Linked DNA regions of Homo sapiens: regions 1 and 2 are each linked to region 3. Evidence: chromatin contacts called from ENCODE Hi-C or POLR2A ChIA-PET data. All regions are on one chromosome and are shown on one strand. Each heading gives the region's core, a stretch centred on a gene start or an enhancer-like site at or near the end of the contact. The rest is flanking DNA. Distances are from core to core; before and after follow the strand shown. Region 1 overlaps IQGAP2 (IQ motif containing GTPase activating protein 2). Region 2 overlaps IQGAP2 (IQ motif containing GTPase activating protein 2). Region 3 overlaps IQGAP2 (IQ motif containing GTPase activating protein 2).

Region 1 (3,226 bases), core at 343-2,842, 61 kb after region 3:
TGTGGAACCACCACTCTCTAGGGATTCCTCTTAAAAGTCATGTGTTTATATTAATTTTTCAAGTTTAACCTTATTAGCTTACTGGATTCTGCTTTTCTTGCTGTCTAGTTCATTTGACCATTGAGATTCTTCTACATGGGCAGCCACAAACGGAAGCTATGTCTGCCTCTCCTCTGTGATAGGATTACTCTTCCCGCTGCTGATACTGTAGCTGTGTCGCAGCAGCCATGTTTTCAGGTGCAATGGTGATGCCATGGCTCTGGCAGACCCACTTCTGGTTCACCAGCCGTCCAGGTACTCTGGGAGCTTTGTGGAGTAGAGTTTGTCTAGCCAGCTCCCACACAGCCAGGTGGCTGTCTTGCTTACCAGGTGGCCTTTGAACCTGCTCCTCAGGCATTAATGCATAACTTTCCTTGTCTTAACACTCTGTTCCCTTAGAACCTTTTCCTTCCCTAAGAAACTGATTGAACCCTTATATCAGATTGATTATATCTCTAACAGTGAACATATTTGCATTTATAAATAAGATTTCCAAAGACAGTTTCTTAGCTCAAAGGACAGGCTCTAATCCTAGGTTCTCAGAAGGGATATCTGGAGATGGCAGTATTTGGAAGTAAGGTGAGGGAGGCAGTTGCACCTGCTTATTTCTTTCAAGTCCTTCCTTGCTCAGAATTCTCTCTGTGCTCTGAACCATTCCTTTCCCTTTCCTCCTCTTTCTGTCCTAAATTAGTATGGTGGTTATGCCTTTCTGTCTTCCTAAATTCTGAGCTCTTAAGAGACTATGAACCACATCTTGTTACTTCATACAGCTTACGTGCTATTGATTCCAAGTTAAAGTCTCTGGAGTTTGTATATTTAACTCTTCAGGAGGTTTAATTGAACTAATTTCTCTATGATAAGGCTACCTCAGGATTCCTTTGGTTTGGGGCTGAAAATTAGGTATAGAACCCTGGATTTTGATATGATATTGGCAGTGATATATGTGACTAAGATGGAAAAATTTGGTTCAGTAAATAAAACTATTTCAAACATGGAGTCTGTGGTGAAATAGAGATTCTTGGCATTGGAAAAAGTAAGAAAACCACTTTGATAGGTTATCAATAAGTGTTTGTATACAAAGGACACATTTATTTAACAAAGAATAGTAAGAACAAAGGTTAACACAAATGGAGCTTTTAACTATGTGCCTGGCACTGCACAAAATACTGTACTGGTATAATCTCATTTTATCTTCATAACATATCTGTGCAGTGGTCACTATTATTACTCCCATTTTATCACCAAGGCAGTTGAGGCACAGAGAGGCTGCCGAAGGTCACACAGTTAGTAAAAACCAGGATATGTGAGAACTGAACCTGTGCTATTATGAATTCAGCCAGCCAATGGCTTCAAAAGAAGTCAATTATTTCCCTACTTCTAAGAAAATTAAAAGAACACTGGTATCAGACTTGAACTTCAGCACAGGCCTCTCAGCTATTATATTTAACATGTTTTAAATGAAGAATCATGGAACTTGAGAAGGGGAAGGGCCTTGGGAAGTTATTGTAGTCTAAGTCATTCATTTCACAGATAAGGGAACTGAAAGCTTGGGTTACGTGACTTGCTCTTAGTCACACACTGAGGTTTTACCAGTTTTGGGACCAGGATTCAGCGCTTCTGGATTCTAGTCCTGTGGTCTTTCTGCTCTACCATGAGGCTTTGATATACAAACATTCATTCCACATGTTATAGTACAAAATGAGCTACACATAATGTGATCCAAGAAAGCTGAAATAAATTTAGCTCCTGCCTTTTAAGTTTGCATTTCATTACGATAGTACCTTTTAGTGTATATCCTGAAAGTATAGAAAAAACTAATACCACTAGTTTTATCTTGAAAGTGGTAGAAAAAACTAATGCCATGTGATATTGGCAGTAATGTATGTGACTAAGATGGAAAAATTTGGTTCAGTAGATAACAACTACTACTACTACTACTACTATATACTACTTTCATGATATACACTAAATGGTATTTTTTAAAACTTTCTTTATTGCTTCCTGGACTTTAAGTGATATTATTTGTACAAGTAGGAGCACATGGGTCAATGAGTCGGTAGCTACCTCTGGGCAACCCCTCCGTTGCTGGCCTCACTCAGCTGCACAGGTGTGCTGTAGCTTTTGGTGTGGTAGGAGGCTTGCTACCTCACAAAAAGTGCTCTCTTAGACATGAGAAGCAAAGGTGACATTAATTCCATGACTTCCTTTGGAATGCTCTCAGCCCTTTGACTTGGCTGTTAGGTACCAAACGGTGCTTAATAAATTAACTGTTGAAGAGCTACATGAGATTGGCACTTTTTCTATTCGATGGGCTTTTTTGTTTTTTAGATTAAGACTTGATTTCCTATATACTTCAGGTAATAAGCAGCCTCATTTGAATTTAAATGCTTGGGAAGGAAGTTTGCTATTGCTGTTTCTTTTCAGCATGGGAATACTGGGTAAACACAGTTTCCTGATAAACATTTGCCCGTTTGAGTAATCAGCTGGGAAGCACCTCCCACACAGAGATTAGGTGTAAAACGCCCATACCATGAAAAGTGATCTTTCCAAAGCTAACAGTTTAAACCTCAACATCAATGATTTAAAAAAAAAGAAAAAAAGTTGAAAATTGAGGCCAAACAGAAACTATACAATATTTTTTTTAATTTTTTAGTAAATGAGATTTTTTGATATATGCAAATGAGATCTTTACCTGATCAATATTAGCTTAAGAAAATATCAGACTTAAATTTAAAAGCAAAGATTCTTCCATGTTCAGAAAGCTAACTTCTCAGCACCACCTTGTGGTAACTTTTACTTAAGCCAGGATGTTTGTTTATTGTAAGATTTATATTAATATTACATTGTACAATGGAGAAATTAAAAATGTAATTGGAAATAGCTATCTAACTTCTTTATCATCAAAGGGGAAAATTAACAGTTTAGTATAAACATTTTACTTCATGTTATCATCAAACCTATATTTTGTGGTAGCCTAAGTACCTTAATTTAGGGATAGCATGGTAGAGAAAATTTTTTTTTTTTTTGAGACACAGAGTCTTGCTCTGTTGCCCAGGATGGAGTGCAGTGGCACAATCGTGGCTCACTGCAACGTCTGTCTCCCTGGTTCAAGCAATTCTCCTGCCTCAGCCTCCCTAGTAGCTGGGATTACAGGCGTGTGCCACCGTGCCCAGATAATTTTTGTATT
Region 2 (3,414 bases), core at 106-2,605, 36 kb after region 3:
CTGAAACCGAGGCTGGCAATAGCAGTTTAATTCCTGCTCCTGTAAGGTTCAGTAGTGTAGGCTGGGGGTGAGGAGACACAACAGCTGCTGCTGCTTTTCTTTTTTTTAACCAACAAGAATGACCTTGAAAACATGGGGTTCTTTACCACACAATTATTCAGGGACCCTGTCTGATGGAAGTTCTTCTACCTTCTCCAGCCAGCAGATGGGGAGGAGAGAGAGGAGGTTTATCCATGGGAGGTTTTCCTGAGCCACACTTAGGGGTGGTGCACCTCTCACACTCATTTCCCCACACCTTCTGTGGTTACAACCCAGTCACTTGGCACCTTACAGATGCTGTGGGGCTACGAATGCAGACTCTGGTATTGAAGGAGCTACATTGTCTGGGGTATATACCCTGGGGTTTGTTGTCGCCTGCCAGGAAAATTTAGGACACATACACAAGGAGTTTAGGAGCAGAAGGTTAATAGGTAGAAGAGAAGAGAGAGAAACAGCTTCCTCTGTAAAGGAGGGGGTCTCCCAGCAGAAAGGACCTGCTGGTGGTGAATGCCTCGAGTGTTATAGTAGGGTTTCAAGAGGCAGTGTCTGATTTACCTAGAGCTCATAGATTGGTTCAATCAGGTATGACATTTACATAGTGCGGGGAAGGCTGGTTTCCCCACCCTAATCTTCTTATGCAAATGGGCTGTCCAGTTAGGGCCATCTTGTCTGCTCCTTTACAGTACAGGTGGCTGGCAGAGAAGGGAAGATGGAGCCGCCATCTTGAACATGTCTACTCCTTAGTTCCCGCTGGCATTCACCTGTGCAAGCTCCCAGCTTGCTGGCTGCTCTTTGATAGAAAATGATTTGGGGCTGCTTTTCATTAAAAAGAAGAACCTTACCAAGGACTCCCATACCCTTGCTATCTGCCTGCGTGATTTCTTCTTAACTCCTATATCCCTATCTGGGCTTGAAGTTTTCTCCTTATACTTAAAAAATCAATCCAAAGGCTAGTCAGCCCGCATGATGACTGGGCACAAGTTTAGAAGTTTCATATCATGGCTCCTGCTTCATTGTGAGGGATTTTAATACCTTTAGAGCAATGTTAAGTACCCAGTCTGACTGGTTATTCTGTCAGCAGAGTCTGTCACCTGTCCTAGAAGAATAGTCTTGTTTGTTGCTCCTAGACTGGCTGATGATTGATAGGAGTTTCCAAGTTGTATCTTATTGGAAGGACCTTTGAGAGCTCTAGGCCTGTGGGCCTTCCTGAGGAGGTGACTGCATTTGAATAGGCTCTAAGTTTCCTATATCTTGCCTCTGCCCTGCTACAGCACTACAAGGGGAAACCTGGACCATTTACCCTGCCTGTTGCAAGGTAGGTGACAAAGAGGAAGTTCTGAGAGAACAAATGAAGCCCCAGGAATCTACTCAACCCTGACAGTGAATATACTATCTTCTGACCTCATACTGAAACAGTGACAACATCTATGTCTCCAAGCCGTGGAACTCTACCGCTACTCTGGAAGCAGCCCTGCAGTGTTTTGTTATCACTTTTGTTTTACACTAGGCTAGAGGATTCAGTTTGGTGAGTTGTGAGAAATTAAAAGTTGGAATTAGAGGAGCAGAGGCTGGCCCCTGTCAGCTTATTGAGCTGGGTAGCCTTAGCCTTTTCTGAGCTTTGGAAAACCTCAGATATCATGTCAGAAAATCAACAGAATCTGAGAAAAACACCGGAAAATCATCAGCAAATGGTGATTCTGATAGCATCTCTTCCTTATGGGGTCATCATGAGAAGATTCCATGATAATCCCCATAAAGTATCAAGTCCAGATTTTGGCAAAAGATCATGCTCAATAAACACTAGTTGTCATTGATAATAATAGCATCATCTTTTGACTTTCAAGGCAGAGAAAAAGAGGTATCTCCATTGATGCCTAATGTTAAAAAAAGTAACATTTTGTAAATCTTTGGCAATATCTTAAAATATTTTATGATGTAACTGTGATGCTTGGAAAACTTTCTTTTTAGCAGTCAGAATCTTTCATAACCATATGTTAAGTACTTGCTTTGTGTAAACAGGTTGCCAGGCACAAAGGGATTATAAAGAGAAAGAAGAAATGGCCTTTGCCTTTGAGCAGTTCATAATGTCATAAGAATTAGCCATGGCTATATTTTAAATAGGTTGTAGCTAACCTAAGTTTTTGCTATCAGTGTTTTATTTATTTATTTATTTTTAATTTTTTTTGAGACAGAGTCTCACTCTGTCGCCCAGGCTGGAGTGGAGTGGTGCGATCTTGGCTCACTGCAACCTCCGCCTCTCAGATTCAAGCGATTCTCCTGCCTCAGCCTCCTGAGTAGCTGGGACTGCAGGTGCCCATTACGATGCCTGGCTAATTTTTGTCTTTAGTAGAGATGGGGTTTCACCATGTTGGCCAGGGTGGTCTTCAACTCCTGACCTCAAGTGATCCGCCTGCCTGCGCCTCCCAAAGCGTTGGGATTACAGGCATGAGCCACCATGCCCGGCCTGGTATCAGTGTTTTAAACCTACTGCACATATATCCTAATATAGACAAAAATGTGATTACCTCTTTTTAAAAACAAGCCCAACTCTAAAATATCATACTTCGGGGAGCTTTTATTTTTGCCTCCTGCCCCTTGCTCCCAATTGTCAACTTATCTCCCCCTACTCTTGCTACCAATTGTCAGTTTACCCCCAGCCCCTACCCCTCACACATATACCCCAATTTCCAGGTTGTTATAAAGCATTCATATATTTTTGTGTAAAAAATGATTTCTTGCATTTTTCCAAGATAATTATTTGAAAATGTAATTATTTGAAAACAGATTGTGTTTTAATGTGAAATCACCTAATACCCTAATTAGTTTATTTAGCTTAGAAACTTGGTCTAGAGCAGTGGCTCTTAACTTGGCCATATTTTTTTTAAGGCGGCATTACTATTGATTTCTTCTTTACAAAATTTAGCAAGTCCATGGTATTCTTACTTCAGTTTATTTGACACAAGGCCCACATGAGATGTGAATGATATGCATGATATGTGAAAAGGAAGTTCATCATCATCACATCTTACCTGTTCCTTGTTCTTCCAGTTTCACAGCCGTTAGAATGTTAGAGCTGGCAAGGACTTTATCACCAAATTCTTATCACCAACACCCCTCCTTTAGCAGAGGAGAGAAACTGAAGCTCAGAGAGGTGAGGGTACTTGCTTGCAGTCACACCACCACTATGTGGCTGACTCCTGGTGCAGAACCCTCCCTTCAACCCAGTGCCTCTCCCTGGCTGGTAATCTCTTGTCTGTTTTTCTTTTTTTTTTTCTTTTTGAGACGGAGTCTCGCTCTGTCGCCCAGGCTGGAGTGCAGTGGCGCGATCTCGGCTCACTGCAAGCTCCACCTCCTGGGTTCACACCATTCTCCTGC
Region 3 (3,122 bases), core at 49-2,548:
AAAGTCCAATTTATCTTTTTTTTTTTCATTAATGGTTTGTGCTTTTGGTGTCATATCTAAAAACTCTTTGCCTAATCCAAAGCCACAGAGATTCCCTGGGTGTTTTTTTTTCCCAAGAGTTTTATGTTTTACATGTAGGTCTGTAACAATTTCGGGTTAATTTTTATATAAGATGTAAGGTATAAGTTAAGGGGGGTTTTTTGCCTGTGGATTTTTAATTATCTCAGCACCACTTGTTGAAAAGACTACTCCTTCTCCATTGAATTGCCTTTATACCTTTGTCAAAAACCAGTTGACCATATTTAGTAGAGACGGGGTTTCTCCATGTTGGTCAGGCTGGTCTCGAACTCCCGACCTCAGGAGATCTGCCCGCCTCAGCCTTCCAAAGTGCTGGGATTACAAGCGTGAGCCACCGCGCCCGGCGCATTATAGTAAGTCTTAAAACTGGGTAGTATGAGTACTCTAACTTTTGTTTTTTCAAAATTATTTTAGCTATTTAAATTCCTTTGCCATTTTCATGTATAAAGTTTATTATTGGCTTGTCTATCCCTTGAAAAAATTCTGCTAGGATTTTGATTGGAATTGCATTAAATCTATAGATCACTTTGAGAAGTGACAACTGTGTTAGATCTTCAAGTCCATGAACATCATAGGTCTCTCCTCTTTTTTTTTTTTTTTTTTTTTGAAACGGAGTCTCACTCTGTCACGCAGGCTGGAGTGCAGTGAGTGGCACGATCTCGGCTCACTGCCGACTCCGCCTCCCAGGTTCAAGCGATTTTCCTTCGTCAGCCTCCCGAGTGGATGGGATTACAGGCACACGCCACCATGCCCGGCTAATTTTTTGTATTTTTAGTAGAGGCGAGGTTTCACCATGCTGGCCAGGCTGGTCTCAAATTCCTTACCTCATGTTCCACCCGCCTCAGCCTCCCAAAGTACTGGGATTACAGGCATGTGCCACCACGCCCGGCCTAGGTCTCTCCTTTTATCTAGATTGTCTCTGACTTCTTTCATCAGTGTTTTATAGTTTTTATCTCTCTTTAAAGTTGAAGAATCCATTGATTCTGATGTTTGGGGGTTTTTTGTTTGTTTTTTTACCTTTCTTCCTAACAGAAATGTTTTCAGAATCTGATTTAAGTTTCTTTTACTGCAGTAGGTACACTAGAAAACATAATTATTTGTCCAGATCTCCATCTTATTTAGTGTTGGACCCAGGCCCTCAATGACAGAAGGTCCCCTTTAATAGGGCAGTGACTATGTGTACCAATTCCACGGGTCTAGCCAGCTTTTCATAAGTGACAACAGACCAGAGAGCATACTTACGTCACTATTTCCTATTTCTCTCATCTTTATTTTCAGTTACAGTTTCTGTCTTTGGGGAAAAGCAGGCAAAATCTAATTTGTAATGGATAGAACTAGCTGTCCACTTAAACAATAGAAAACTGAGTCATAAATTCTGTCTTTATAAAACTCCTCCATACTTTTGGAAAATGACTCACTTTTAGGCAGCGTCTGCCATAGATATTTGCCAGAAAGTGATCTAACTTGGATAAGCTTGATGCTTTGTACAAGTTTCAGAGCCCCTGTAGAGAAAGCTCTTAGGAACCAGAGACCATCGTGTGCCTGTCTGTGTCCCGTGACTTTCAGTCCATCAACACACGTCACTGTAGCATTTTGGAATGTTCTGGTTCAGTTGCTCTCAGATGTTAGCTACTTCAGAACCACCTGGAGGGCTTGTTAGAACACAGATGATTGTGTACCACTCCCAGAATTTCTGGTTCTATAGATCTGGGATAGGTCTGAGAATTTACATTTTGAATAAGTTCCAGGCATTACTGAGGCTGCTAGTTTGGGGCCTGCTTGGAGATCAATTCCTCTAATTTCTGTGTTTGTGTCATTCAAAAGAATTGATAATTAAAAAAAAAAATGCAACCAACAGAATCTCTATAAAATCATATATGTTTACAATTAAATCATTCTTACAAGTAATGAGATGGTATGGATTTGTTCTCAAGTTATTGGATGGAAACAGAAACTTCTCCACTAAGGAGCCCTGTCCATAGCTGATGTGAGAGAGAAAACAAAGCTGGGCCACATTGCTTTCTGCCTTCTTCTTTTATGTAACCAGGAGGGAGCATATCCCTAGAATTTTTTTTTTTTTTTCTAAAGGCGGAGTGTTTCTCTGTCGCCCAGTCTGGAGTACAGTGGCGCAATCTCGGCTCACTGCAACCTCTGCCTCCCAAGTTCAACCAATTCTCCTACCTCAGCCTCCTGAGTAGCTGGGATTATAGGTGCCTGCCATCATGCCCTGCTAATTTTTGTATTTTTAGTAGAGATGGAGTTTCGCCATGTTGGCCAGGCTGGTCTTGAACTCCAGACCTCAAGTGATCCACCCACCTCGGCCTCCCAAAGTGCTGGGATTATGGGCATGAGCCACCGCGCCTGGCCATTTAACAGCTTAAGGTTGGGTCTCAAGTCCTATTTCTTACCTCAAGGAAATGTACGATGTTTATATTTATTTCTTTCATTTAGGCATGCTAAATTCTGTATATTGACAGCAGACTTAACTTGAATGCAGAAAGGAGAATTCAGCAGCACTCAAAATGAATTTACAACGTGACAGTGTATGATTCATTCTAAAATGCTTACCATTGACTAAAAGCTTTACTCCTATGTACCTTGATAGAGCAGAGATAGTATGGTAGAGTAGAAAGATCAATCATTAACCAAGGAAATCTGTTCTGTGTGCCTTGGACACTCAATACAAGGGCCTTGGAAGCCACTTACTTTGAATATCACTTTAGTCAGGAAATTGAGGAGTTTTTGGAATCGATCTTTTTAAGTTTCTTTTTGGCCTTGAGATTTTATGTTTTTATGTTTCTATTTATTTCTGCCTAAGTAAATGACCCCGTTTTCTTTCTTACCACCATCCATCCCCATTACAAATTACATGCCTTTTTGTAAAAGATCTTAACCTCAGAAGGAGAGGAAATGCAATCAGCAAACTCACAAATTTTCTTTCAGTCTTAATTTTCTTTTGCCTTTTTTTTTTTTTTTTTTTTTTCTGTGAGGCAAGGTCTCACTCTGCTGCCCAGGCTGGAATGCAGTGGTGTGATCATGGCTTA

The links. A loop is a pair of places that touch in the nucleus more often than their neighbours do. ChIA-PET counts read pairs that join two places held with the same protein, here RNA polymerase II (POLR2A). Pooled maps may share reads with other maps.
Region 1: a loop to region 3 is called in a map with no recorded cell type, with 8 times the contacts of the local background. The contact joins two enhancer-like sites. A Hi-C loop is called at or near these places in 6 of 37 single-sample maps with no recorded cell type and 10 of 50 pooled maps. POLR2A ChIA-PET finds 5 or more read pairs at or near these places in 7 of 52 experiments (HEK293, MCF 10A, T-cell and 3 more).
Region 2: a pooled map shows a loop between it and region 3 (3-fold over the local background). The contact joins two enhancer-like sites. A Hi-C loop is called at or near these places in 2 of 168 maps with a recorded cell type or tissue (naive thymus-derived CD4-positive, alpha-beta T cell and tibial artery), 11 of 37 single-sample maps with no recorded cell type and 14 of 50 pooled maps. POLR2A ChIA-PET finds 5 or more read pairs at or near these places in 12 of 52 experiments (CD4-positive, alpha-beta T cell, CD4-positive, alpha-beta memory T cell, GM10248 and 7 more).

The regions. Positions count from the first base shown.
Region 1 is chr5:76,580,824-76,584,049 of GRCh38, forward strand. The region is part of intron 5 of IQGAP2 (IQ motif containing GTPase activating protein 2); the gene reads left to right. Among named protein-coding and RNA genes, the nearest start is that of F2RL2, 41 kb to the right of the region's middle. RefSeq lists an enhancer at 1,404-1,493. Within about 2 kb of position 1,593, at least 4 of the 41 ENCODE cell types and tissues checked have a DNase peak (open chromatin) inside an H3K27ac peak, as active enhancers do.
Region 2 is chr5:76,555,601-76,559,014 of GRCh38, forward strand. The region is part of intron 2 of IQGAP2 (IQ motif containing GTPase activating protein 2); the gene reads left to right. Among named protein-coding and RNA genes, the nearest start is that of F2RL2, 66 kb to the right of the region's middle. RefSeq lists a silencer at 1,179-1,673 and an enhancer at 1,202-1,321. Within about 2 kb of position 1,356, at least 4 of the 41 ENCODE cell types and tissues checked have a DNase peak (open chromatin) inside an H3K27ac peak, as active enhancers do.
Region 3 is chr5:76,520,038-76,523,159 of GRCh38, forward strand. All of the region lies in intron 2 of IQGAP2 (IQ motif containing GTPase activating protein 2), which reads left to right. Among named protein-coding and RNA genes, the nearest start is that of F2RL2, 100 kb to the right of the region's middle. Within about 2 kb of position 1,299, at least 5 of the 41 ENCODE cell types and tissues checked have a DNase peak (open chromatin) inside an H3K27ac peak, as active enhancers do.